Linked DNA regions of Mus musculus: all the other regions are linked to region 4. A link is a loop called in an ENCODE intact Hi-C map of the cell type or tissue named here. Cell type or tissue: gastrocnemius. All regions are shown on one strand. Links, peaks and the distances in the headings refer to the core of each region. The heading gives the core; the rest is flanking DNA.

The links. A loop is a pair of places that touch in the nucleus more often than their neighbours do. Peaks named below come from ENCODE experiments on the same cell type or tissue, not always from the same donor. Only the 100,000 strongest peaks of a DNase experiment are listed, where the experiment ranks them.
Region 1: it touches region 4 in a loop (2.1-fold over the local background); 5 of 42 quality-filtered maps call a loop at or near these places.
Region 2: a loop joins it to region 4, with 3 times the contacts of the local background. A loop is called at or near these places in 2 of 42 quality-filtered maps.
Region 3: it touches region 4 in a loop (2.4-fold over the local background); 14 of 42 quality-filtered maps call a loop at or near these places.
Region 5: a loop joins it to region 4, with 2.0 times the contacts of the local background. A loop is called at or near these places in 2 of 42 quality-filtered maps.

Annotation. Positions count from the first base shown.
Region 1 is chr2:25,256,325-25,261,973 of GRCm38, reverse strand. It overlaps Tmem203 (transmembrane protein 203), which reads right to left. Exons shown (of 1, transcript NM_177344.3): 1 at 5,622-5,649. Among named protein-coding and RNA genes, the nearest start is that of Tprn, 3.4 kb to the left of the region's middle. In gastrocnemius, for the core only: CTCF peaks have their summits at 2,898 (motif pointing left) and 5,028 (motif pointing right); a DNase peak (open chromatin) is centred at 5,025; H3K4me3 peaks cover 96 bases; H3K27ac peaks cover 68 bases.
Region 2 is chr2:25,289,387-25,295,019 of GRCm38, reverse strand. Lrrc26 (leucine rich repeat containing 26) reads right to left here and starts at 5,109. Exons shown (of 2, transcript NM_146117.2): 1 at 4,359-5,109; 2 at 3,827-4,282. The coding sequence starts at 5,031. The coding sequence ends at 3,960. Grin1 (glutamate receptor, ionotropic, NMDA1 (zeta 1)) reads left to right here. Exons shown (of 20, transcript NM_008169.3): 19 at 472-582; 20 at 2,536-3,843. The coding sequence ends at 2,652. Grin1os (glutamate receptor, ionotropic, NMDA1 (zeta 1), opposite strand) reads right to left here and starts at 3,762. Exons shown (of 4, transcript NR_168905.1): 1 at 3,678-3,762; 2 at 1,109-1,363. In gastrocnemius, for the core only: CTCF peaks have their summits at 1,965 (motif pointing right) and 3,498; DNase peaks (open chromatin) are centred at 3,690, 4,213, 4,612, 4,796 and 5 more places; H3K4me3 peaks cover 3,045 bases; H3K27ac peaks cover 2,339 bases.
Region 3 is chr2:25,177,941-25,183,487 of GRCm38, reverse strand. It overlaps Nrarp (Notch-regulated ankyrin repeat protein), which reads right to left and starts at 2,730. Exons shown (of 1, transcript NM_025980.2): 1 at 149-2,730. The coding sequence starts at 2,377. The coding sequence ends at 2,033. In gastrocnemius, for the core only: CTCF peaks have their summits at 1,795 and 2,878; DNase peaks (open chromatin) are centred at 1,647, 1,824, 2,398, 2,840 and 2 more places; H3K4me3 peaks cover 4,419 bases; H3K27ac peaks cover 5,000 bases.
Region 4 is chr2:25,124,229-25,129,877 of GRCm38, reverse strand. The region is part of intron 2 of Gm13387 (predicted gene 13387); the gene reads left to right. Among named protein-coding and RNA genes, the nearest start is that of Gm13387, 18 kb to the left of the region's middle. RefSeq lists an enhancer at 1,788-5,033. In gastrocnemius, for the core only: a CTCF peak has its summit at 2,483 (motif pointing left); DNase peaks (open chromatin) are centred at 1,729, 2,479, 3,162 and 3,493; H3K4me3 peaks cover 657 bases; H3K27ac peaks cover 2,247 bases.
Region 5 is chr2:25,325,289-25,330,937 of GRCm38, reverse strand. AA543186 (expressed sequence AA543186) reads left to right here. Exons shown (of 2, transcript NR_027448.1): 2 at 2,217-3,488. Among named protein-coding and RNA genes, the nearest start is that of AA543186, 4.5 kb to the left of the region's middle. In gastrocnemius, for the core only: a CTCF peak has its summit at 2,251 (motif pointing right); a DNase peak (open chromatin) is centred at 2,276.

The DNA.
Region 1 (5,649 bases), core at 412-5,411, 130 kb before region 4:
AAACTGAGCCTCAGCCGGGCGTGGTGGCGCACGCCTTTAATCCCAGCACTCTGGAGGCAGAGGCAGGCGGATTTCTGAGTTCGAGGCCAGCCTGGTCTACAAAGTGAGTTCCAGGACAGCCAGGGCTATACAGAGAAACCCTGTCTCGGAAAAACAACAACAACAACAACAACAACTGAGCCTCACACATTTAGGCAGTCTGTCATGCAGAAAAGTACAAAAACAAGGGTAAAGGTCCCACTAACTCCTGTTGAAACACCAACTTCCAAGAATGGACAGGGGGTTAGTGACTCTGAAGGGCCATAATCTCATGACAGATAAGTCTTGAAAAGTTTCTTTGGGTATCGCTGCATAGTATGCAATATATACCCCTCCCCAGCATACACAGTAGGGCAACTGCTTGGAGGCATTAGGAAGGTGGGGGCTACAGACTGGTGATGTGTTTTTCCTTTGTCTGCCTTATAGACCACAGCCAGCTGAGGCCTGGCATTGCTGCCCCTGGTGCCACTTGCCTTCCAGGGGACTCTGCTTCATGGAATGTGGGTCTCTGCAAATACAAGTTCAGCCTAGGGATAGGTACCTTTAGGCTTCTGGGTTGCATGGCAGCCTACAGCTGGCATCATCTTAGCTAGATCTTTAACTTACTCACTGGCACACTCCATATAAACTGGCAATTATAAACTGAATTTCAGCTTTCCAGAAGTCTTTCCCAAGTCATTTATTTACCCTTGGTAGTACCAGAGATTAGACCCAGAGCCTTCTGAAAGCACTCTACTACTGAGCTATAGCCTCAGCCCTCAAATCACCTTTTCAAAGGGAACTTCTAGGACGCATGGCTTTTTTTTTTTTTTATATTTGTTTTATTTTTTATTAGATATTTTCTTTATATACATTTCAAATGCTATCCCAAAAGTTCCCTATACTCTTTCCCTGAGCTGTTCCCCTACACACCCACTTCTTGGCCCTGGTGTTCCCCTATACTGGAGCATATAAAGTTTGCAAGACCAAGGGGCCTCTCTTCCCAATGATGGCAGTCTTCTGCTACATATGCAGCTAGAGACATGAGCTCTGGGGGTACTGGTTAGTTTATATTGTTGTTCCACCTATAGGGTTGCAGACCCCTTCAGCTCCTTGGGTATTTTACCTAGCTCCTCCATTGGGGGCCCTGTGTTCCATTCTATAGGTGACTGTGAGCATCCACTTTTGTATTTGCCAGGCACTGGCATAGCCTCACACGAGACAGCTATATCAGGGTCCCTTCAGCAAAATCTTGCTGGCATATGCAATAGTGTCTGGGTTTGGTGGCTAATTATGGGATGGATCCCCGGGTGGGGTAGTCTCTGGATGGTCCATCCTTTTGTCTTAGCTCCAAACTTTGTCTCTGTAATTCCTTCCTTGGGTATTTTGTTTCCTATTCTAAGGAGGAATGGAGTATCCACACTTTGGTCTTTCTTCTTCTTGATCTTCTTGTGTTTTGCAAATTGTATCTTGGGTATTCTAAGTTTCTGGGCTAATATCCACTTATTGGTGAGTGCATATCTAGTGACTTCTTTTGTGATTGGGTTACCTCACTAAGGATGATATCCTCCAGATCCATCCATTTGCCCAAGAATTTCATAAATTCATTGTTTTTAATAGCTGAGTAGTACTCCATTGTACACATTTTTTTTTAATCCATTTCTCTGTTGAGGGACATCTGGGTTCTTTCCAGCTTCTGGCTATTATAAATAGGGCTGCTATGAAAATAGTGGAGCATGTGTCCTTATTACCAGTCGGAACATCTTCTGTGTATATGCCCAGGAGAGGTATTGCTGGATCCTCCGGTAATATTATATCCAATTTTTCTGATGAACCACCAGGACTCATGGCTTTTTTTTTTTTTAAAGATTTATTATTTATTTATTACATGTAAGTTCACTGTAGCTGTCTTCAGACACACCAGAAGAGGGCATCAGAACTCATTACGGGTGGTTGTGAGCCACCATTTGGTTGCTGGGATTTGAACTCCAGACCTTTGGAAGAGCAGTCGGGTGCTCTTACCCACTGAGCCATCTCACCAGCCCACTCATGGCTTTTATACTCAGAATTCCAAATTACCAAAATAAAACAGGAACACACAAAACAAAATCTAAGAAATGTTACAAGGAAAACACTCCAAAGTTCAGCTTGTATCTTGCTTTGAGAAAAAAAAAATCCGCCCAATCCTGGATTGGAGACAATTTTTTCTAGCTGGGGGCAAATGAGACAAGTCAGCCCTTGACTCATTCCCTCAGCGTCAGTCAGCATGTGACATGACTGAGGAGGTGTGAGCTGCTCTACTCGAGCACAGACCAGCATACCTGTTCTGCAAAGGACCACACTAAGTTATTAACTTAGTGATTCTAAGCAAGGACAGTTCTGTCACAGGGAAACATGGCAATGTCAGGATGAACTTCTGGTTATTGCAAATGAAGGTTTCTACAAACATCCAGTATGGAAGGACCAGGCACACTACAAACCTTCTTACATCCTCAGGACAGTCTCTTCTTCATCCAAAATAAATGGCCCAGGGACTGGTAAGGTGTTAAGAACACCTGCTGCAGCTGGGCGGTGGTGGCACACGCCTTTAATCCCAGCACTTCGGAGGCAGAGGCAGGCGGATTTCCGAGTTCAAGGCCAGCCTGGTCTACAGACCAAGACAGCCAGGTCTACACAGAGAAACCCTGTCTCCAGAAACCAAACCAAACCAACAAACAACCTCCCCCCCCAAAAAACAAAACAAAACAAAACAAAACAAAACAAAACAAAACAAAAAACACCCACCTGCTGCCCTGTAGAGAGAGAGAGGACCTGAATTTGGATCCTAGCACCTGGATGGCTGTAATTTGTTCCTGGGGTTCTAATGCCCTCTTCTGGCCTCCATGGACATTGCATGTGTGCTGCATATCCACACAGAATTTTTTGTTTTGTTTTGTTTTGTTTTGTCTTGTTTTGTTTTGTTAAAGAAAGACCTAGTCAGCTGCCGGGGGCACATACCTTTAATCCGAGCACTCAGGAGGCAGAGGCAGAGACAGGCAGATCTCTGTGAGTTCAAGGCCAGCCTGGTCTACAAAGGAGTTCCAGGACAGGCAGGGCTATTTTTACACAGAGAAACCCTGTCTCAAAAAACAAAACCGAAGAATGATCCCAGTCAAATGGCTAAGCACAGTGAGGAACCCTGTATTCTGCAGGTCACATTTGATCTGCCAACTGATGTTCCTTTAGACTTTCTCCTGTCTCCCTGTCCCCCTCTCTCCCTCCTGCTTTCTCTCTTTCAGGCTGGGTCTCACAGGTCAGGCTGGCTTCCAGCTATGAAGCCAGTTGTCACATGCTCTACAAAATACAGCCCATTGTCTTTAGCTGGGGTGGGTAGTAGTGCAATCTCCTACAACAAGAAACAGTAGTGCAATCTCCTACAACAAGAAACAGGGATTTAGCTGGGGTGGGTAGTAGTGCAATCTCCTACAACAAGAAACAGGGATTTGTCAGGCGTGGTGGCGCACGCCTTTAATCCCAGCACTCGGGAGGCAGAGGCAGGCGGATTTCTGAGTTCGAGGCCAGCCTGGTCTACAAAGTGAGTTCAAGGACAGCCAGGGCTATACAAAAAACAAACAGGGATTTTCCAAAAATATTCTAACACCCAAAGTGTTCTAGCCATGGTGCAATAATGACCCCAGCCCTATGATCCCCTGTCCACATGGCAAAGGGCATCTTAGCATTCACCTGATGCAAACATTGAGATGCTTATATATATATTGTTAATTTCCAGCTTTCTCTTTTATAGCCACTCCAGGAAACAGTGTGACATCCTGTTTTAAATCCTTTAAAAATGTAAAATTTAGAACTTATGAGATGGCCCTGCGAGTAGGCACTTGCAAGCAGGCCAGGCTACCTGAGTTTGCTCTCTGATATCACAAGGCTGACAAATAATTTGCATAAGTGGTATGGTACACATACACCTGCATTCACACATACATACACACAAATAATTTTTAAATGTAAAAACTATAATAATGTAGTTCAGTTAGTAGGACACTTGCCTAAGCCAGATGTGGTGGTGTATGCCTTTAATCCTAACTCTTGGGAGGCAAAGGCCAGCCTCTATGAATTAGAGGCCTGTTCTACAGAGTGAGTTTCTAGTCCGGTCAAGGTTACAGTGAGTTCCTGTTTCAGCAGCAGCAATAGTAATTGTTGTCTAATATGTATGTTGCCCTGGATTTGATTTCCAAAATCATATAAAACAGGAAGTAAAAAGGTCATCACTGATTACAGAGTGAGTTTGAGGCAAGTCTTTGCTGCATAACACCCTAATTTTTAAAAATTTATTTATTATATGTAAGTACACTGTAGCTGTCTTCAGACACTCCAGAAGAGGGAGTCAGATCTTGTTATGGATGGTTGTGAGCCACCATGTGGTTGCTGGGATTTGAACTCGGGACCTTTGGAAGAGCAGTCAGGTGCTCTTACCCACTGAGCCATCTCACCAGCCCCCAACACCCTAATTTTTAAAAACGGGAAATCTGTCCTTAAACGACCATTTTTCATCTCAATTCTTCGGCACTGTCATCAGGGCTCACCGATGGCTACACACTAAGAAGTCAGGGCTCTGGTGTCACATGCTCTACAAAATACAGCCCATTGTCTTTAGCTGGGGTGGGTAGTAGTGCAAGTTACTCATCTCCTACAACAAGAAACAGGGATTTGCCGAAAACAGTCTAACACCCAAAGTGTTCTAGCCATGGTGCACTAATGACCACATGGCAAAGGGCGTCTTAGCATTCACCTGATGCAAACATTGGGATGCTTAAATATATATTGTTAATTTCAGGAAACATTTTTTTCCATCAGCAAATGGTCTCATTTGGCACACAACTGACATAAACTCAAAGACCGACCGTAAGCTAATAAATTTCAGCTGTAAATGTATCCACCGCCATGAGCATGTGAGCACCCGTTCCTAATGTCTATGCTTCCTTTTCTAGGTCTGTCTGTCTCAAGTGTATTAATGACGCCTGCCACAAGGTGGTGGGAAAGTCCGTGAAACTGCAATCGGGGGCTGGTGTGATGGCTCAGTGGTTAAGAGCACCGACTGCTCTTCTGAAGGTCCTGAGTTCAAATCCCAGCAACCGCATGGTGGCTCACATCCATCCGTAACAAAATCTGATGCCCTCTTCTGGAGTGTCTGAAGACAGCTACAGTGTACTTACATATAATAAATAAATAAATCTTTAAAAAAAAAAAAAAAAAAAAAAAAAAAAAAAAAAAAAAAAAAAAAAAAAAACTGCAATCGGTTGAGCCAGGAAATCAAGCAATGCCTTGAGACCAGAATTTTTTCTCAGATGGCAGATACCCACACAGGGCCCTATTCATGCCCTTTCTCAACAGTCTGCTTTCTCTTTGTCTTTGTGAGGTGGAATGAACAAAAGGCTAGTCTTTGGCAGAAAAGAGGAAAAGGGATGCCAGCCCTCTTTATCAATCGTATAAGTCTGCCCTGGACAGATGAAGGGACATGCTCTGAGGTCAGTGCTGCTGAGTGAACAAGCTGATTTATAAAGGGGGCACATCACCATGGGAAATACTCAGAGCCCAGCAGGATATTTTACTTATATGCAGTCTCCAAATGCTGGAAAA
Region 2 (5,633 bases), core at 1-5,000, 170 kb before region 4:
TCCAGGCCAGCGTCCCCGGATCTGCCTCTGTCTATCACTCCAACTCCAACAGGACATTTCCTCGGGTCCTTGGCCCTTTCCTGGTGTGTGCCCTTTGGGGTCAGCAGCCTCTGAACAGAAAGGCTGGTGTGGCCTGAGGGGAAGCTCTTCCTGTCCTCAGAGGCTCCTCCTCCTCAGGATGCCTCTAAGCCAGGGCCACCCAGGAGCCAGGGAGCCAGGCGGACATCCCAGGAAGAGTGCCGTCAGGACCCCCCAAGCCCAGACCCAGCACAAGCAAGGACAGGCCCAACCCCGGGCAGAAGAGGCCACTCTTGAAAGTCTGGCTGTTGGTCCGTCTTTTCAGCACAGTGAGGCAGGCAGGAGTCAGGGCCTGAGTGACCTGCCAGGCCTGGCAGCGGCCCCAAGGAGCAGGCAAGGGCAGGTGTGGCCGCCACCCTTAGTTGTCTAATCGCTTATACATATTCATTTTAGGATAGAAAGAGTGGTAGAGCAGAGCCCGACCCTAAAAAGAAAGCCACATTTAGGGCTATCACCTCCACCCTGGCCTCCAGCTTCAAGAGACGTAGGTCCTCCAAAGACACGGTAAGGGGAAGCACCCCAGTCCCGCGTCTCTGACTCCCCCCTTGCCCCATGTCTGTCTCCCTCTCCCTTACCATCCCACCCCTGCCCCCATCTTCAACCCTGGCCATCTGTGCCAAGTCAGTCCTTCACCCACCCTCCACCCATTAAAGGGTGCTGTCCTTTAGAACGCTCCAGACCTCTCCTCAAGCCCTCACTTGCCCTCAGCTTCCCCATGTGTCTCCACGTTAGTCTGCCCACCTCTCTCCCCATGCCATGACCCACACGCCATCTGGAAGCTGTGTCATGTTGTTGGTCAGTCAGTCAGCCTCACTGCCTCTCTGGGCTACCCGGACCCTGGGAACCAGAGTAGCCCTGTCCCAGGCTGCCCCTGCCAGGAGGCCACACCACGTCTGTTTCATCCCTGTTTCTCCACACGGGGCTTGATGCTTTCATTCTTGCCCTGCAACAGCCCTGCAGGGTGTAGCTGTGATGTCCCATCCGTCCGTCTGTCTGGCCACTGGCCCCGCCCCCCAGACACCTGTCTCACCTGTCTCACCAGAGCCATGCGTGTTGCATCTTCCATGTGGTCTCTGTGTGGGCCGGGGGCTGGGGGCCGGGCCTGGGTCCATCTGGGTGGACGACTGGGGCCTAGCATTGGCATTGACCCTTGGTTACAGGGAGACTGTCAGGTGGGGAGTGGGGTGTTGCCATGGTGAACAGGTCCCTGATGGAGGTGTGGCAGCAGCACCCAGGTGATCTGAGCATGGATAGGGTGTTCTTGAAAGGCCTGGGGCCTGAGCACCTAAGGCAAAACAGGTTCTCAGAAGGAGGTCCGGGAAGGGGAGGCTAAGAACTGTGTTCCCGCTCAAACCCCCAAGCACTGCCACGGGCCACTGTCAGAGTCAGACCTTCTGCCTTCTGAGCCAGAAAACGGTTCCCTGTCTTGGGCAGCGTCACATCACCGCACCAGCAGTACATGCTCACAAGAAAGTCCTCCAGCAGGCTCGCTTTTTGCTAGAGTCACCCTGATCCTATGACGTTACCCTTTAACAGGCCCACAGGAAGCCCTCTAACCAGTGGGGAGTGTCACCCACAAGGGGCTTGTGTCCCACAAGGAATCTGGATCTATAGTTATGCTCCTATGCCCAGGAAGAAAGGCATACTGACAGGATTTGGCACAAAGCAAAATGTACTAGGGTGCTCCAGAGAGACCCACAAGGCCTGGCTGCTCAGCTCTCCAAAGGCCTTGGTTCAGAAAAAGGGGATGAAGAGTAAGAATCTGTGGTTTGCACCAACTTGAGGCTCCAGGAGCTGGTGGTACAAACACTATCTTCAGGGTCACCCAGACCAGGGAAAGTGGGCAAGGTCTATGTTACAAGGTCTGAATCAGAACCCCCACTAGGGGGCGCAGGGGTGGAAGAGCAGGGCCAAGGGAGCTGTGGGCTGGAATTTGTGTGGGGAAGGGGAAATCTGACAGGGAAGAAGAAGATCTGTACTTTTGGGGCCAGATGGCCATAGTGGGGAAGGCACAAAAGTCCTGCAGGTGGCAGGCCATTTTCAGTGGATGTCACTAAGTCTTGGGGCTCCATCTGGAGCTGGCCAGGTACAACTCAGAGATCTACGTGGTTCCTTTCTGGGGCCTTGCTCTCAGTTCAATCTTTACCTGAGCCTCCCTGGGCACCAGGGACCCGTTCTTCTGGGCCATCTGGAGCTGGCCCCACCCTGCAGGGTTGACCTCTGGGGGCTGGGTGGGGGAGGGAAGCCCAGCTTCCACCCTGTCTCTGGGGCTGGGTGCTGTTCAGAGGGAGGCCTGGGTGGGGGCTCCTTTGGGTGGGGTGGGGTCGGTCCAGCTGCTGAGATCCTTTGCCCCTGTCCTGTGGCCGGTCCGGGCCAGGGCAGCACTGGGCGCTCAGGGCTGGGATCCCTGGTGGCCGGCGGGGCCAGCAGGTATTGATTGTTGGTTCTTATTTATAGAGCACCGGGGGTGGACGCGGCGCTTTGCAAAACCAAAAAGACACAGTGCTGCCGCGACGCGCTATTGAGAGGGAGGAGGGCCAGCTGCAGCTGTGTTCCCGTCATAGGGAGAGCTGAGACGCCCCGCCCGCCCTCCTCTGCCCCTCCCCCGCAGACAGACGCACGGGACAGCGGCCTGGCCCACGCAGAGCCCCGGAGCACGACGGGGTCGGGGGAGGAGCACCCCCAGCCTCCCCCAGGCCGTGCCCGCCTGCCCGCCGGTCGGCCGGCTGGCCGGTCCACCCTGTCCCGGCCCCGCGCGTGCCCCCGACGTCGGAGCTAACGGGCCGCCTTGTCTGTGTATTTCTATTTTACAGCAGTACCATCCCACTGATATCACGGGCCCGCTCAACCTCTCAGATCCCTCGGTCAGCACCGTGGTGTGAGGCCCCCGGAGGCGCCCACCTGCCCAGTTAGCCCGGCCAAGGACACTGATGAGTCCTGCTGCTCGGGAAGGCCTGAGGGAAGCCCACCCGCCCCAGAGACTGCCCACCCTGGGCCTCCCGTCCTCCTGCTCTGCTGCCTGGCGGGCAGCCCCTGCAGGACCAAGGTGCGGACCAGAGCGGCTGAGGATGGGCCAGAGCTGAGCCGGCTGGGCAGGGCCACAGGGCGCTCCGGCAGAGGCAGGGCCCTGAGGTCTCTGAGCAGTGGGGTGAGGGGCCTAAGTGGCCCCGGTCGGAGGAGCCTGGAGCAGAAATGGCAGCCCCATCCTTCCTCCAGCCACTACCCCAAGCTACAGTGGGGGCCCATGGCCCCAGCTTGCTAGGTCACCCTCCACCCCTCCTCCAGCGCCTGCTCTCTGCAACCTGACTTCCACCTCTATCTCTCTTTCTCTCCTGCTGCACAATCCTCCCACGACCCTTCCCACCCCATTCACTGGGCTGGCTCCGACCTTTCCCAGGGCTAGCCTTCACTGCCCTAGTGGCAGCGCTTCCCAGGGGTGCTCTCTGGCTCCCAGATGTCTAGGGCTCCAGACTCCAAGAGGGCTGAGCCTTCTCTTCTGTCTGCAGCCACAATAGGCTTCCTCAGACGCTGGCTTGAGAGGAGCCCCGCACCTTGGGCACCAGGGAGTGCCATCCGCCTCCCAGTCCGGTGTCACTCACCCAACCTTGTACATGACTAGCTCTCCCAGTGTCCAAGCGCGTGCCTTCCCCGAGCCACTGGGGCGCAGCAGCGCGCTGCCCCTCTGCCCCAGGGACACCGGGCGCGCATAACCACCCCTAATCCCGGTATTCAGTGGTGATGCCTAAAGGAATGTCAGAAAATTTCCGGGTTTTGTCTATTGTTGACGCCTACAGGGAATGTGAAGGGAGGATCAGGGATTTGGGGAGAGTTCTCAAAGTACGGAGGCACTTCAGGAGCACTAGAAACAACCTGCAGTCCCCTTAGGCTTGGATAGCTGCTGTTACAGGGCTCCCAGCATCCTCCAGGGAGGGTGGGCCCTCGGGGTCTAGCTGTCTCCTTAGTAAGTGGCGCACCGTGGTGCGGCGGCGGCGGCGGCGCCGTGCACCACAAGCAGTGAGCACGGAGCCCAATGCCAGGCAGATGGCCAAACTAGCAAGGAAAGAGACCGGCCCGAGAGCGTAGACCACCGCCAGGTCTCGCGCTGCTAGTGACTGAGTGCACTGTTTGAAGGCGGCATCCGGAAAAGCTGTCAGTAGGCTGAGCGTCTGGAGTCTTGGAGACACGCAGAGCAGGGTCTCAGTTTCTGCGGGACACAGGAGCGGCGTCAGATGGCAGCAATTGCACCAAACATTATCCGTCCTGCGCCCCAGATGGCTCACCTGAGGCTGGACGCGGGTGCTTACGCAGCCAAGTGCAAAGGGGACGCAGCGCACAGTTGCACGTCCAGGGGTTGCCATGCAAGCGCAACACATCGAGGGCAGGCAAGTTATTCAGCAAACCCGCCTCGATTGCCGATAGTGAATTGTCCTGCAGGCTGAGCACTCGCAGTAATGGAAGCGGGCCCAGGATCGAAGGCTCCAGGAGTGCCAGCCGGTTACCCGCTAGGGAGAGGAAACTAAGCGCGCGCAGCGGCGCGAAGGTGCCAGGAGGCAGAGTTTCCAGCTGGTTGGAGCTCAGGTCCAGCCATTGCAACACTCCCAGACCCCAGAAAGCTCGTGCGTGCACCGACCGAAGCCGGTTCTCCCTCAGATCTAGGTATAGCAGCGCGCCTGCATTGGCGAAGGCACCCGGAGGCAGCGCGCTCACGCGATTGTGATCCAGCAGCAGTGAGCGTACTTGCCAGCTCAGGTCCGCTGGTACCGCAGGCAGCGCGAGTGCGGAGCAATTGGCCTTGCCGCCTAGTGAACATGAACATGCCTCGGGGCATTCGGGGGCCACCGGGGATTTAGAAGGGGCAGTTCCAATATCCTCCTGGGTCCAGACTCGCCTCAACGACAGCAGCAGCAGCAGAGAGAGTTGCGGCGGAAGCCGCGAGAAAAAAGAACCCCGCATGTGCGGCTTCGGGCTTTGGAGTCAAGGTGCCCCAAAGCCGTCTCAGCCTCACCTGCACAAGTATTAACTCTCCTGCCCTAACACAACAGTTTCTGTCCCTCTGCTGGTTCCTCAACTTGGGCGGGGGCTAGGCAGAGAGCCAATGCCCAGCACTGCCAACCACCTGTCCAGAGCTCCAGTCTTGGCTTGGCCTTGAGCCCAGAATAGAGCTGATGTGACCATTGGCCTCCCCACTGAGACCTAAAGAACACGATCAAAGCCACCAGTTCTGCATACAATGCAGCCAGCAGTGCCTTGCTCCATACCCCAGACACAATCCCATTCCTACTCAGCAAAAGGACCCCACAGATCCTAAAAGGATCCCAGTCTCTGGAAGTTTGGTGAAAATATAACAGGTGATGGAGCCTAACCACAGAGGGAAAGACCTGGAAGTGTAGGAGGAAAACGCATCTAAGGCAAAAGAGGGAGGGAGTGTAGGAAAGACGTTGCTTCAAGCCCTGGCAACCCTTGAGGACAGAGCCAGTGGAAAGGGCACTGGCCTCAGTCTGGTCAGTGCAGCTCCCTTTTTGCTTTGCCAGTTTACAGGTCCTGTCTTGGGGAAT
Region 3 (5,547 bases), core at 1-5,000, 54 kb before region 4:
ACAGCTGAGCTAGACTGAGTTCACATTTTACCCAGCTTGGTCTTGTCAATAGATTCACAACCCAAGCAGCCATCATTCATTAGCTGAAGGTAGGACGCCATGGCCCTTAGAGGGGGACCCAGGACTTGTGCCAAAATTAAAACCAGTATTTTTTTTTAATATAAAAAGACCAATGAAAAATTTATTTATAAATTTTTCACGATGGGCTACAAGTCTATATCGTACGCTTAGGAGTGTGCCACAGACTTCATACAGATAGAAGAGACCAACCAGGACCCATCTGAAGCTTCAACATAGGCCCAGTACGTTTTAACATTAATTAACATAATTAAAAAGGCATTTGCGTGTAGAAAAACCATACAGAACTCCTTTTGAAGTAATCTGTGCTTGTCTCAGTGTCTGCCATTCTCATGACATTATCACTATTCCTCCCACACTGGTTCATAAAAGCGCAGAAGACCGAAGAATATGGCCAGGCGGCACAAAGGGCTCCACCCACCTGTGTCCTCAAGTGCTCCCCATTTTTGCACGCAGGGTCAGCAGCACTTCTACGAAGGGGAAACCTCATTTAAATTTGAATAATTCAGCCTCCCTTTTATTTCCCAGGATCAAAACAAGAAGGGGAATGGAGATGCATAGAAAATTGGAACCACAGAAACCAGGAAGTCTCCTTTCTGGGACAGCCAGTGACGCTCCAGCACCTCCTCCAGCCCTGGTCCTTGGCACAGCCCCTCCCTCATGGCTGGATCCTCAGATCATAATAGGGCCTTGGAGCAGGGTTTGAGGGTGGGGATGGGGATTGGGGAAGGCAGAAAGAGCACAGCAGCCCTTCCACTCATTCAGCAATAGTATGAGAGATTCACAGTCTTTATAGGAATTTTATAAAAATATAAATATGGGTACACAACAGCCTTCACAACGCTGGATACAACGCCCTTTAAAATTGGGTTCATAACCAAGATTCAAAAAAATACACCTAAAACTTGGCTTAAAATATGTTAATATTTTATATTCTGTCATAAATGTTATGACATTTAATCGTGGCAAATTCATTTACTTTTTTAAAAAAGTGTGCAACCGACTATTAACTATAATAGAAGTCACTAGGAAGGGTACCATGCTCTCAGAATCCCCACGTCCCAGCCACGCGGGCTTCAAGAGCCCTTTGGAACTTTGCTAAACCAGCCTGTGTGGGGAATGGTGGCCTCTCACGGGAGGGGAAAGGGAGACAGATCCTAGGCTCTCTAAACTCAGAATCCAGGGAGAGGAAAAGAGGAATGAGGTGTGGAAGATTAGGGACTCGGTGGGGGAGGGGCTAGCAATGGGAAAACCATAGGGCTAGGCGGTATTTTCAGTGCAACCAAAAAATGGTAGACTCAAGTTTTTAGTTTTAAAGGAAAAAAAATGCATCTTTCTCCCATAACCACGCACAATATTTCCAAACAAAAAACTCAGGCGCACAAACTTCACCCACAAATATACACACACGTGATAAATAGTTGAGGACATCAGGAACCCGGAGCGTCCCCTTCCCTTCCTAAGTGCGAGGGCGCGCAGATGGTGGAGCCCGGTAATGGTTGTTTGGCGGCTGCCAGCGGCGGGCGCCGCACTGTGAGCGGCCGGGTCTCACGAGCGGCGGCTGGAGCGCGAGTCCGCCCGCGCCTTTCACCTTCCGGAGAAAACATTTCAAGCGGAGGATCCGGTATCTCGGGATTCCGAAGTCTCCCGGTGTGAGACTCAAATTTCAAAACGGACTGGAGCCTGCGCCCCGCCCCCACCCTCTAGGCGGTCGGGGCCGTGGGAAGGCTCTGGGGCCCCGCGGGGCTCAGAGGACTGCCAAGGGGAGGCGCTCTTTTGCGGAGAGCCGAACCCTGGGGTCCACGGATGCGCTACTTTGGTCGTGGCCGCGGACGTAGAGACTTAGCCCGATTTCCACGCGGACCAGCAAACCTGGCGCACACCGAGGTAGTTGGCGGGAAGGTACAGCAGAGACGACGCGGGTGGGGGCCAGGGGCCGGAGTCCGGGTGGCTATCACCGGCCGCTGGCCGCGTACTTGGCCTTGGTGATGAGATAGAGCACGATGTCCTGGTGGCCCCCGAAAGCGGCGATGTGTAGCGCGCTCCAGCCGTCGCGGTTAGCTAGGCGGATGTCGGCTCCGAACTTGACCAACAGCTTCACCAGCTCCAGGTTGCCGTCGATGACTGACTGGTGTAGTGCTGTCTGGCCCTCCGGCCCGAACGAGTTCACGTTGAATTCGCAGTTAGTCATGTTCTGCAGCAGCGACTGCAGCTCCTGCGTGTTGCCCTTGCGCACCGCTTCCTGGAAGATGCGCTGCGTCTGTGGCGCCGAGCAGGTGGACAGCTCGGCTTGGCTCATGTTGCCGCAGAGCTAGGGCTGCGAGCCGCGCCCCGGCTTAGCGCGGGCGGCGGCTGCAGTGCGGGCCCCGGGCTGTCTCGGGGCGTGTCTCGAGGTACGCCTCGGCGCATGGAGGGCGCTGCGCCCTCGGGCCCCGCACGCCGCCCCTGCGCACTCCGGGCGTTCGGGGCCGAGGGCCGCTGGCGCGGGACCCCTGCTGCATCCAGCCGCGCCCAAGCGGGCGGGCGACAGGGCTGGGTGCTGGTTCGCAGAACCTGGGGCAGCCGGAGGCCGCGACACTCGCAGTCGTGGTCCCTTCGAGGTTAGGCTTCGCTCCAGCTGAACTCCACCCGCGTCCCTTTGCAAAATAGTTCTAATTCGCCCGCCGCTTCTCGCCGTCTTTTACGGTTCTTATATTTGCATAACAATAGACGCTCTTGACGCGCACACCAGGGCTCTTTCGATTGGGTGGTGCCCACGTGGGGGCGGGGCGGAGGCGGGGTCGTGCTGCAGCTCCCTCCAGGATAGAGGGCGCTGGTCTGACCAGCACTAGTCTGGTCTGGCCAGGGTGGTCAGAAGGCCTCGGGGGTTTTCCAGCACCACTGCGGGATCCTGGGTCTGGTTGCTCCGGTGTATAAGCTCCTTCGGCAGTTTTCTTCTTCCTTCATAGATGTCGGGAGTTGCGAGTTCCTTGCGCAGCCACTCCCAGGCCTGGACCTGGCGTTCACAGGTGGCAATTTCACGAACTGCTCGGTTGTATAGTCCTCCATCACTCTGGTCCTTTCTACTCAAGTGTAATTTACGGGGAAGCTTGAGCAGCAATTGCATTTGGCTCCTCCATACTGATGGAGGGAGCTCCATGCCCCTAAGCTACCCACAGTGTAGGTAGGGGTTCCTTTGGCAGGCTGGCACAGGCTCGCTCGCTCGCTCGCTCCCCCCTCTGTCTCTGTCTCTCTCTGTCTATCTCTCTCTCTCTGCCTCTCTCTCTGTCTCTCTCTCTTTCTCGGTGGCCAGTCTGTCACTACTCCTCCTTATGTGTTTCCTTTACTTAGTGTCAGCATATAAGACACAGGGCTGGCTCGTGAGACCAACAGCACTGCCCTTTGAGGGAGTTCTGAAATGACTCATTTCCAAGCCATAAGCCCCACGTTTTATTGACCACCCTTAACAACTGACCGTGAGTGAGGCAGGAGGTGCTGGCGCTGGCTGGGAAGGCAAGGCTCCACATTTCCTCATTATGTTTTACGGCTTATAGCTTCGCTGTGGTTGCTGGAAATTAAGGAGGAATGATCTTAAGACTTGCAGAGCAGGAGGCAGGGCACGTCAGGGCTTGATTTCTTCTGAAGCTAACTGGGAATTCCAAGCAGGCAACTGTAAGCCTCAGCTGGGCAGCCCACCCAGCCAGGCTCCATCTGGGGACGCTCCTTTGGTGGATGTTCCTGCCCCAGACTCAGAACTGTATCATATTCACCGGGGCATGTCCCCAACCTTACTATGTTCACGGGGAGGGACCATAGCTAAATTGAATGGAGAAAGTAGGCAACCCCCCCCCCACCACCACTGTGACCACCAGATGTCCGCCCGTCGGGCCAACTTGTTTAAGGGTCACACTCCTTTTCTGCTAACCTGAGAACCTGAATCTCATGTGTATTCAGCTTGGAAAGCTCTCTAGTCTTCTTGGGATCCTTGGTCTATTGGGTTCTGCCTATTTGGTCCCCTAGCCACACCTTATACCTCATTGTTCAGAGAGTTTTTTTTTTTTTTTTTTCGAGACAGGGTTGCTCTGTATAGCCCTGGCTTTCCTGGAACTCACTCTGTAGACCAGGCTGGCCTCGAACTCAGAAGTCCGCCTGCCTCTGCCTCCCAAGTGCTGGGATTAAAGGCGTGCGCTACCACTGCTTGGCTACTGTTCCAAGATCTTGAGAGGAACCCTTATGGTTCTCTCCACCGTGCAGGTAGACTGAGGTGCAGTTGGGGGTTCTGACTGATGCCCCAATGCAGGCTGTGTCACAGAACACTAACCCAAAACAAAGTGGGCAGGGAGAAACGGGAGTTCTGGGAGCATAAGAGGACAGGATCTGATTCCTGGCTGGCCCATGGTTTCATGCGTTTGCATAGGGCTTGGAAGCTTTAGACAGGCAGGAATCAGAGACCACACCTGGGGGTGAGCAGAGCCTTACTTTCATCAAGCCCAGTGATGTTCCTTGAAGGTGAATGGGTCCCCGGATAGGCCCCTACCTAGGTGGGCTCCAGCCTGGCCTGAGGAAGGGCATCTGAGATGCTTGCCCAGAACAGAGCCTGGGAGAAAAGTCCTGTTGACATCCGCAGCAGGCGGCAGACAAAGGGGCCCTGTGTGAGCTCAGTGTGGGAACGCCAGGCCCCCACCACAGGGGCTGTGAGAGCTGGAAGGCTCAGCTAGTTCTTGCAGAATAGCATGGCTGGTGTGGCAGTCCTATCGTGGTAAAAGCTTATCCTGAGGACATTTTGCCCTGTGTCAGGCTCAAAGGACAGACAGATGTGCCTGGCTTGCCACCACCACTGTGCAGCTGAGACGGAGCTGGATGGCCAGCTACCCACAGAACTTCTTAGGTGATGGTTACAGGATTCCCGGCTGGCTCGTGCTCCTTCACCACAGCTATGCTCTGGCCCACACCCATGCCTTCCTGTCTCAGATAAGGAGGGGCTTGGGGAAGGCTGTGGGGCATTTGGTTCCTAGTAAGCACCACCCAAGTGTTTGCTGGAGGACACTTCCAAAAGGTGGACATTTGTTCCCCGCTTTCAAAGAGAGGGAGGGAAGGGGGCTCCCAGAGAGTCTCAGGGGACCTAGTATTAAGCTCCGGTGTTTGTGATGCTTGCTTGAGATCTAGGAGACCCCCTTCTGGCTGTGATGCTGGACTCTGACCTTTATTCCCTGCCTGATCCAAAGAATGCTGGTCCAGGAGCATCCTGACCACCATCTGCTCATTCCTAGAAGGAGACAGTGGGAAGGGCATCCTCCTCCCTCCAGATGCCCAGCTCCCGTTCTTGCTTAGGTGGGTGCTTAGGAGCCAGCAGCTCTGAAAGCAATGCTGTGAAGGGGTGGCATGTAGAGTGCTCTGGAATCTGCAGGGGAAATCTGGGTGGGGTAGTCCAGGCAATCTGAGAGGCCATAGGAGGACAGCACAGACAGGGCAGCTGGCCAAAGCTGGGCC
Region 4 (5,649 bases), core at 268-5,267:
GTTGTGCAGTGTGACTTTGTGGTATTCCTTGACTGCCAGTACACCTTTCCCCTCACAGATGTGACACATACATTTGCCAGGCTACTCAGTTCACAAGGGACAGAGCCCCAGCCTTCGGGCCTAGATCTCACATTCTGGATACGCCCTGTTGGATGCCCTCAGCCTCCCATAGCACTGCCATGCCCTCAGAGCTACTGTGGGTGTGTGCTGGTGGGCATGGCCTAATGGCTTTCAAGACTACATCATCTGCCCCAAGGTGTCTGCAGGTCTGGACTGAGCAATCTTAAGCCCAGCCCACCTCACTTAAAATCTCAGCAGCAGCCATGTGCACACACACACACAGGGTTTCTCTGTGCAGCCCAGGCTGTCCTGGAACTGGATCTTTAGGCTAGGCTGGCCTTGAACTCAGAGACCCACCTGCCTCTGCCTCCCAAGTGCTGGGATTAAAGTTGTACATCACCATGCCCAGCTAAATTTCAGGCTCTAGGTGACCAGCACTGCTGTGTCTGGTTGTGGCTTCCCTACAACAGGAAGTCAGCTTAGTGGCCTCTGCACACTATGTTGCAGGCCTCGATCAGTGCATTGGCTGGTACTTCTCGGCCTCCTCCTGGGCTCTGCCCTCCCGTTTCTCGGTCTTGGCGGCAGCCTAGAGCTTGGTGGTGAGAGACTCTCCCCACCCCCCACCAAGCTCTGTTTCTGGAGACCTGAGCTTTATCCAAGTTTGAACCTAAATGATTTGCATGAGAAAGACATTTTTACCTTTTCAATAACCAGCCCGGGCTGCAGCTTCAACTTCATGCCCTACACAATTGCCTGGCAACACATAGTGCTTGCACGTGCTCGGGAGCGGGGCACAGTGCTACAGAAAGGCTCCTATCATCTCTACCGTCGCTGGTCACTACAGACATACTCAGGAGCTTCCTATGTCCAGCAGTGTAGTTGCTGGGCTGAGACCCTGGGAATTCATGTTTTACAGTATAATCTAGTCTCTGAGGGGTGGAGGAGATGGCAGGAGAACTCATCTGTTACCCCAGTTCCCCAGAATTCGGCTCAGGGCTTGCAAGGGTCAGGCAGTTGGGACAAGAGATCAACAGTGACCTATGCACAGTGGCCCCATCTCTCGCAGGAGCTTCTACAGGTCTAGAAGGTCAACATAGCCAGTCCAGCATGCAGCAGAGGGGTAAGGTGCACCGCATGCCTTGGAGATCTGGGGGCCCACAGCAACTTCCTGTAATCCCTCAGAGCTTTATCTAAAGAGACTGGGCACCCTTAGACTCTCATCCAGCTCCAAGGAGTTGGGAAGTAGAAGGAAGTTCAAATGTAAAGACCTGTGGTCAGATCTGTCCCCAGGTTGCCATGGTTATTTGAGATAACCAGACCAACTTCTTTGTAGGTAATGGTACTCGCAGCCTGGGAAGCATTTGATGGGGATTGGGTGTAGCTGAGAGGCAATTCCCCCAAACCTGCTGTGCAGCGAGACCTTCCCACCGCGGGACAGAGCACACGCTGGCCCTGAGTACCAGCACGTACCGTAGCCGGGGAGGCTATTAATAATTTCCATATATCGTACTCCCATTATGAGCAAAAATAACCAGCATGAGCAGCAGCAAAGCTATCTGGCACCCCACCCCCAAGTCTCAGAGAGCCCAAAATAGCAGCCTGGGAAAGGCTTGGCGGCATCTAGCCCAAGGGGTCCGGGCTGGGCTTTCCCTGTGCTGACCCAATGCCTCCATAGCTGGCTCTTATCCAGGGGGCTTGGCCTCACCAGGTCCCATGGGGCACAGAGCGTGGGATGATCTCAGGGCAGGGGGAAGGTATGCATGGTTTGAAGAGAAATACAGAATATGAGGATAGTCTTAGGATCTGCATGCAGGGCTTAGAGGAGGACGGAACGTGATCACCAGGAGATACCTACAGCTTCACACAAGGGCCTTCTGGGTCACAGATCCTCCAGAAGCTGCAGGATCCAGGGAAACTAGGGATGTGCAGCACCCCATACACACATCATGTTAGGATCAGGCCCACTCAGAGTCCCCTAAGGCCCCTCCCTCCCCTGGGCCTGACCTGGCTTCATCAGAGACAGGGGAGCCAAGGACTGGGCTATTCTCTTCCGACTGTGGGTTCAGACTCTCTGCCAAGTGGCTCGGGGAGAAGGAAGTCTGAGTGAGATGGTGAGGGGCAGTGGGTGAAGGGTCTGGGGCTTCCCACAACTTCAACTGCATTGTTAGTGTCCTAGCGATGTTCCAGATGGTCAGTCTTCCCTAAGCCCGGCTCTTAATGGGACCCAAACCCCCTGACTGGGAGGCTTGTCTCAGGGTGGGCTGTGCTTCTTAAGTGTGGAGGCTCAAGCCTCATCTGTTAGGTAGATGGGCTGACCAGGAGCATTCTGGGAGCTAGAGGTGCACGGTTATGCTTTCTATATGGGGTCACTAGGCTAGTTTATATATGCCAGGCAGGCTCTCCCCACGCACCTAGGCTGCCCTCTAGTGGCCAGGTGGCCTGGTGTGCAGCCAGCACTCCTAGGTTCGAAGTCCCATTATCCACAGTGTGGATCTGTAGAGGCAGTGGGGTGTTTTGGAAGAGGTTTGTTTGTTTGTTTGTTTTATTTTCATAGCCTACCTGGGCAGGGGCTAGGGCAAGAGAGACGCCGTCCCACTCCTATTTAGCTACTGTCAGCTGCCCTTGCTGGGTGAGGGGAGGCAGCAGAACCCAGAGCCACCTCCTCCAGGAAGGGCCCTGGCTTTGGCCTAGCTTGAGCTTCAGGGATCTTTGTGGCCTATTATTTTGGTCAGACCAGCCTAGGATGGGTCTCTGGCCATTTCTGCTGAATCTTCTCTGAGATCATGATAGACCAGTGCATGGGTGACCTGGCAAGCCCAGGCTCTCAGTGAAGATCCCTGCCTGTCCAGTACAAAGGCTTGGATACGGTTCCACAGGAGGGAGAGGTCAGGACTAGGCTGAAAACAGATGGAGGTAATAGGACCCCTTTCCTGACCCTCTGCTGCCCAGGTGGGACACTCAGAGCTGTACAGCCAGCTGGGTCAGAGTAGCCGGGAGGGAACCTCAGGAAAACAATCAAGAAATCCAGAGGGGCTAGGGTTGTGGCTTCTGGAAGTATAAGTTTCCCCTGCTCCCCCACTCCCCTGAACTGCAGGAGGGCTGGGCAGGTGCCCAGGCTGGCTTAGGACCAGACTGCATGGCTGGCCTAGGACCCCAGTGCCAGCCCGTACTCCTACCTCTGTGCTGGCCTGAAGCCAAACACTTTTTTTTTTTTTTTTTTTTTTTTTGCAAAGCTATCTTTTTACCTTGATAAGCTGTTTTAAAAATGTAAATAAAATAACTCGGCAGACAAAAGCAGGCATTGATTCTGCCCAGAGCCAGCCGCTGCCCTCGACATGAAATATCGCAGCACATTGAGTCGTGAGTCCTTGCTAATCCAGGCAGACAAGCTTGAATGAGGCCCCTTTGGACGGGCGCGGTGGTGGGCAGTGGAGCATGCACCGCCTGCTGGGCGGCCCTGTCCTGGACAATGGCTTTTCTTCCCAGAAGGGGCCTGTGCAGGACAAGAGCCCCCTTTGTGTAGAATGTCTGCCTTGGAGAGCAAGAGAGGCACATTCAGCAGCCCCAGACACTCTTTGAAAAGCTTCAGTGTAACAGAAGACGCTGAAACACTAGCTTGCCTTCTGCCTCGCAGCACTCTCTCCAGGCACAGCCGCCATTCAGCCTTAAGAACGGGCGGGGGGTGTGGGGGGGGGCATGTCAATGCCCAACCCCACATTGTTCCTGGCTGTGTGGCCATCTTGGTTTCTCCGTGCCCCTCAATAGTTTTGAGAGGCAGGTGTGACAGGAAATGAAGCTATGTGAGTCGTGGTACTGCTGACACATGGCCTTCTCCCAGGGCCAACCAAGGTCTACGGGGCTTAGGTGGCTGGCTTCTGGTGACAAATACCTAAATCACAGCTGTAGGAGTGGAGGCCTCCAGAGCACTGTTCTGTCCCTAACGAGTGCTCATCTTTGACTCTCAATGGCAACAGGGTGGAAGTCATGATGCTGGAATGAGTGATGGCCTCATTGAGTTCAGCAGGCATGTGTGGGCCAGAGTCCACTTGAGGCATCCTCTAGCCATGAGCTGGGGTCTGTATCTCTTAGGCTGCATGACAGAACTCTAGTTGTGCAGTGACTGGAAGCCCCTCCTTCTCCAGGCACCTCATGCAGATCTGGTCACAGCCTGGGCCTCCTAGCTGGGTCTGGGACTCTGAATACAGAACTTTAGGACTAGACTCTTACAACCTTCTGGGCCTGCACCAAAGATGTCAGTGCTAGCAAAGTTAACCCAGAAACTATAATGCCAACAGCACACAAGTTCTCCTCCGGAGACTCCTGCCCTAGGGTATCCGGGCAGCACAGGCTGAGCGGTCTCAGCCATTTAAGTGTTTCTGTCTGGGGTGCCTGCCTACATACTCAGCAAACAGACAGATTGATCAACTGACAAATGGACAAAGGGCAGGAGAGTGGCCTGCCAGCTTAGGGATGTTTGCCACGTGCTACACAGTCTTGCTGGAGCTCATCGGCAAGATTGGCCCGCCAGAGCTGAGAGGGGCTAGGAGGCAATCTCAGAAGGGCTCCTCTGGGCATGCAATGAACAGAGTTCTGGGGAGTGACATTGGGGTGGGATCTACACTTTGATACCTTTTCTCAGATAAAGTACTATGAGGGGCTTCTGAGCCCAGTCTCTGAGGCCCTAACTCTGGAAGGCCCACAGCCCCATACAGCCCTATATGGGACTACAAACAGCCTCTTTCTGGCTTCTGCCTGTCCTACTGAACACACACACCAAGAGGCAGAAAAAGTGTCCCAGCCCCCTTTCCTGAAGGCTATGAGAGGCATGGAGAGTCCTCTTGGTGGGCTGACAGGAGCTCCAGAGTGTGACCCCAACAGCCTTGGGGAGCTCTCTGGGAGGACGTTGACTACATGGTCTGCAGATGTGCATGACTGCCCAAAACCCAGCTTCCAGTGAGACACTGTCCAGAGCCCATGAGGATGTGGGACTTAGCTCGGGGAGAGGCTTGGAGCTCGGGGCAGGCCTGGGCTGAGGGTTCAGATCCTCTGGCCTGGGCCAGTAGATAGAATGTGGGAAGGTAAGTAGGCTACACAGCCCTCAGGATGCTGAGAGTCAAGCTCACAGGCAGAGGGACTTGTAGGTATTGTCTACCTTAGAGGACAGTGGAGTGCTGGTTAGCCTGGCAAGGGGTTCAGAACACTAGGGAATGGCAAGGGAGTGACTCACTTCCCCTCCTGTCCTGACTGTAAGTGTGGCTGTGGCTTCAGCCAACACTTCGGCTCCCAGGCTACAGAAGCCTCGAGGGAGCCCCTGGCTACCAGTCCTGCCTACTCTAAGTCATATCCAACCATCTGGCCAGAGGCTCATCAGTGTAGCCAACCCTGCCAGGCTTCCTCCTGGAGCTGAAGAGTCACAAAACCTGATTGTCACTTTGTCCCCCTCCTCAGAGGCCCCTCCCAATCTTCCCCACCTGCACAGAGGTTTTAAAACTTTATCTATTCAGAAGGTAATTGTCACTATTCAGCCACCACCCGTGACTTTTCATGCTGCTCCTCTGAGCCCCAAGGTCCTGGGCCCTGGCCATTGTT
Region 5 (5,649 bases), core at 372-5,371, 200 kb before region 4:
CATCAGGCACCTTACAACCACCTGTAACTCTAGACCAAGGGTGCCTCTGTGAGCATCTTTATGCAAATGTACATACACACATAAAATTAAAAGTAATATATTTTTGAAAAATTTGAAACTTTGGTTATAAACTTTTACAATAAAAGTGATGGAGGGGGGCTGGTGAGATGGCTCAGTGGGTAAGAGCACCCGACTGCTCTTCCGAAGGTCCGGAGTTCAAATCCCAGCAACCACATGGTGGCTCACAACCATCCGTAACAAGATCTGACTCCCTCTTCTGGAGTGTCTGAAGACAGCTACAGTGTACTTACATATAATAAATAAATAAATCTTAAAAAAAAAAAAAAAAAGTGATGGAGGGGGCTGGAGAGATGGCTCAGTGGTTAAGAGCACTCACTGCTCTTCCAGAGATGCTGAGTTCAATTCCCAGCAACCACATGGTGGCTCACAACCATCTGTAATGGGATCTGATGCTCTCTTCTAGTGTGTCTGAAGGCAGCTACAGTATACTCATATACATAAAATAAATAAACAATTATTTAAAAAAAAAGTGATGGAAAGCCTTAACTGTTTCCACATTAGCAGACTGGAGGAAGAGCTAGCTGTAGCCCCACCTGTGCTTTCAATACTCAGGGGGCTGACACTGGAGGATTTCAAGTTCAAAGTTAGAACTGAATGAGACCCTGTTGGGGAGGATGGAGAAGAAAGGAGGAAAAGAGGGAGAAAGGGGGAGGGAAGAGAGAAATAGATTGTAAGAGACATAAGTCTTTTATATGTCAGATCTTATATGTGGCCTATGATGAACACTTGTGCATTTGAAGGTATAGCTTCCTGTTGTTTGGGTACTGTGTGATAGTTTCAGTTAGGCCAAATGGTTGCCAGCACTGAACAGCAAGATAGAAGACAGTGTACTCATAAATCAAGAGGCTTAGGTAAAATAGAAAAACTCTTAAGTTACAAGGTGGTAAAACCAACTCAAGAAGTGGGAAATGGAGAAATACCTATAAAGAAATTTACTTTAAATCTGTGGCACACCCTACAATCCCAACACACTGGAGGTTAAGGCAGAGGGATTTCACGGTCAGAATTGGTGGTTGAGTTGGGAGAATTTTTGTGAGCTTGAGGATAATCTAAGCTACACAGTGAGTTTAAGGCCAGTTTGAAATGTGTAGTAAAGCACCGTCTCAAACAAAACCACCCACCCACCAACAAAAGGGTCCGAACCGGCCGGGCGTGGTGGCGCACGCCTCTAATCCCAGCACTTGGGAGGCAGAGGCAGGCGGATTTCTGAGTTCGAGGCCAGCCTGGTCTACACAGTGGGTTCCAGGACAGCCAGGGCTACTCAGAGAAACCCTCTCTCGAGAAAACCAAAAAAAAAAAAAAACAAAAACCAAAAAAAAAAAAAAAAAAAAAAGGTCTGAACCGTATATGTCTCCCTTCTCATAAGGCCACACCAGCATTCTTCCAGCTACTTGAGCCTATGAACTTTGGAGTTATTCTTGGGCCCTCATCTTTCTTTTAGGACAGGGCTCCTCTGTCCCTGGCTGTCCTGGAACTACAGAGCAGGCCAGCCTCAAACTCAGGGAAATCTACCTGCCTTTGCCTCTTGAGTGCTGGGATTAAAAAAGTGTGGAGTTTTATCTAAACAACAAAAGTAATTATATTGAGTCATGGTCCTTAACACTTATTTAGACTGGATTTAACATTAGAGAATTCATCTTGTGTAAAACCCTAGGACTATAAAGAACAGGTGAGGTCTTTAAACCTCAATCCTTAGTCAGGATAAATGAATTCATATTTGTAGGAACTACATGTAATTACTCTGAATGGGTAAGATATGTATTCTCTTTATAAATGTAAAAAGTAGAGTAAAACCTTTGCTCAGACCTCAATCTCTCTCTCTTTCTCTCTGTCTGCCTGTCTGTCTGTCTGTCTGTCTGTCTCCACTCAGCTCTGTAATGACAGAAGATATGTGCTGTCATGCCTGGGTTTTCATATAGGTCTGTGTTATGGAGTTCCCGACCCCTGAAAAAAGCTTAGAGACTGAATCCAATTGTAATTAAAAGATTGATTGATTATGGCTGGCTGAACAACAATCTCTTGAGCCAAACCTAAAACTAACATGAGAAGGTGGATGAAGAAAGGATCGTTTTTATTATTTTATTTTTATTTTATTTTTTTGAAATTTTTATTTTATGTGTATCGGTGTTTTGCAGGCATGTATGCATACCTTTTGTATGAAGTATCCATGAAGGCCAGAAGAGGGCACTGTTGCCACTGGGACCAGAGTGACCAATTGTTAGTCATGTAGTGTTCGTACTGGGATTCGAGCCTGGAAGAGCAGCCAGTGTTAATCACGCAGCCATCTCTTCAGCCCCCAAGGGAAGGACTTTTAAGCCTGAAAAACTGCAGGAAACCCTCGAGTGTCTGCATAAGCAACTCAAGAGCTGTTTTGCTCTGCCGCATAAGCAAGTTACAGCAGCAAACAAGTAGTTGGTCATAACATAACACGTAGCTGGTCACTGCCGTAGGTGTGTGTGGGGTTGGGGGCATGTCACTGAGTCCAGGTTACTGGGAATTTATCTTCTAGGGACTGGAGTCAAAAAGACAAAGAGCTAGTGGGTACCAAGCTGGATGCCTAGCATAAAATGGAGTTACAGTAGCCATCACGTTGGGGACCCCTCAGATACACAGTGCTTGCTCTTTACCGCTGAACCCCTCACACCTCAATCATAATATACAAAAAGGATTTTTGTTCTTTTTATTGTTTTTGTTGAGACACGGTCTTGTTGCATGGATCTCTTGATTTTTGTTTCTTTGAAGGAAAAATATTTAGCTGAACCCAGGTGTAGTGGTGCACGCCTTTAATCCCAGCACTTGAGAGGCAGAGGCAGGTGGATCTCAGTGAGTTCTAGGCCAGCCTGGTCTAAAGAGAAAGTTCCAAACCCAGCCAGAACTACAGCTCTGTCTCCAAAAAAGAAAATTCGATTGAAAGACACAAATTTAAGTATACATTTATTTAACAAATGGAAAATCAAAGCTAGAAATCCAAAGAGGTTAGAGTAGGTTCCACAAGCTGGAGGAGGGGAGCAACAAAGTCCTGTAGGGTGGATTTTTAAAAGACTTTATGAGGTAGGTAGCAGTAGCATATTTGTAGGGTAAGGTGACCCTTTTTCTCTTTATAAGTGTGTTAGGGGATTTCCTCACCCCTTCAAGTCTCATAGCCAGTTTTTAGGAGAGTAAAGAATAAAACTTGAGCAGTGCCATCTTTGCAAGCACTGGGTCAAAGTCTTCCGGAGACTGACCTCATGGTTAAATACAATAGAATTTGTGACCTTTGTTACAAAAAGAATGAATTCTATTGACTGATAAACAGAGCTTGGGGCCTAAGAGCAGTGGTTCTCAACCCTGAAGAAGGCTTGGGGCTATACTGGGATCCCAAATACCCAGTGTAGTCGACATCTGGCTAATAAAGACTTTCTATTGGCTTAAATCCATGTTTGGGCAGTCTTCTCTGCTAAATACCCCGCAACAGTACATGCAGGCAAAGCACTTATCCACATAAAATAAAAATTAAAATTAAAATTAAAGATCCGTAAGTAAACAACCTCAAAATCTAGTGGCTAAAATATAGCAAAGGGCCAGGGTATACTTCAGTGGGGGAGCATTTATTCAGCGTATGCAAATCCCTGGTTCAATCTGCAGCATCATCAAAAATTGTTATGAAAACCAAAAACTAGGCATAATGTATATCTATAATATGAAGGTGGAGGATCAGGAGCTCAAGGTCATCTTGCTATATAGCAAATTAGAGGTCATCCTGGGCTCATTGTGACTGTTTCAAAACAAAACAAAAAAGCAAGATGGCCTTCCTTTACCACTGAACATTCCAGCAGACCCAGTGGAAATGCCCCCTCTTGCTGCCAGGCTGCTATGACTCAGCCTTATCCCTAAGCCAGCCTCAACCTGTGTCGTTTGGTGTTTCCTGTGTGATATATCCTGTGAGGGGTCCTCTCTTGCAGCCCTAGGCTTCCACCCATGCTTAGCGGCTCCAGCAGTGTAGATGATTGGCCCTAGACTTCCCAAGAAGTATCTGCCCTCCATCACAGGGCCACAGCTAGTGGTGAGGGATTGATTTGCTATTTAACCCCGAGGAGGACTTACTGCTCCCAGGGAGAAGGAGGCTTGCGAATTCTCCCGAAGAGACCAAGAAGTTCATGTGACTGGCAGGGCTGTGTCACTCAACTGAGCATTATCCCAGAGTTGCAGGGCTAAGTATACATGTTCACATGAGAGATGGAGCTGAATGCAGCGGTTGTAAAACACTTATCAGGCCTGAAGGGTTCCTAAAAAGTTTGCCAGGCATGGTGGCGCATGCCTTTATTCCCAGCACTGGGAAGGCAGAGGCAGGCGGATTTCTGAGTTTGAGGCCAGCCTGGTCTACAGAGTGAGTTCCAGGACAGCCAGGACTACATGGAGAAACCCTGTCTTGGAAAAAAAAAAAAAAATATATATATATATATATATATATATATATATATATATATATTCAAAATCAAATACATAATAAATTTGGGTATTTCTGGTAATGTTCATCCAGGTTACACAGTGTAAATTCACTGAAGCCTTAGTTAACAAACAACCTGTGTGCTTTATACTTCACATGGTGTTACAAATATTAACAGGCTACCTGCAAAACGTTGGCTCAGAGCCGGGCAGTGGTGGTGCACCAGCCTGGTCTACAAAGTGAGTTCCAGGACAGCCAGGGCTACACAGAGAAACCCTGTCTTAAAAACAAAACAAACAAAACAAAACAAAAAACAAACCAGTTGGCTCAGACATGAGTTCTGGATTTCAGGGTTTGCACTGTGCATACCAAGCTCCCTTCCTCACAGGCACAGAGTGGTCTAATTCTATAAAACAAACACTTTATTGTTTTACTACCATTATTCCTAAACATGTGTCAAACTACTATATCTCTTGATTGTATCATGTAAAAAAAATTTCTGTTTTTTAAAGTTTCATTTGAATTTCTTTTCTTTTTCTTTCCTTGAGACAGGGTTTCTCTATGTATCCCTGGCTGTCCTGGAACTCATTCTGAAGACCAGTCTGGCCTTGAACTCAGTGATCCACCTGCCTCTGCCTGCTGAGCACTGGATTTAAAAAGGGCCACTATGCCTGGCCCTTCATCTGAGTTTCTGACTTGAGTTTCAAAACAATTGTTCAGTGGATTTTGCCTTGGAATCAGGACTGTGTGTGTGACCTTTTTTTTTTTTTAAGAATTATTGATTTGTTTTATGTGTATGAGCACACTGTAGCTGTACAGATGGTTGTGAGCCTTCATGTGGTTGCTGGGAATTGAACTCAGGACTTCTGCTCACTCTGACCCAGAGATCTATTTATTGTTATATGTAAGTACACTGTTCTTATATGTAAGTAGCTGTCTTCTGATACAACAGAAGAAGGCGTCAGATCTCATTACGGATGGTTGTGAGCCACCACCATGTGGTTGCTGGGATTTGAACTCAGGACCTTCAGAAGAGCAGTCAGTGCTCTTAACCGCTGAGCCATCTCAACAGCCCAGTATCTGACTATTTTTAAAGTGGTCCTAAATATATGAAGCAGTAATCTTAGCACTAGTGATGGTTA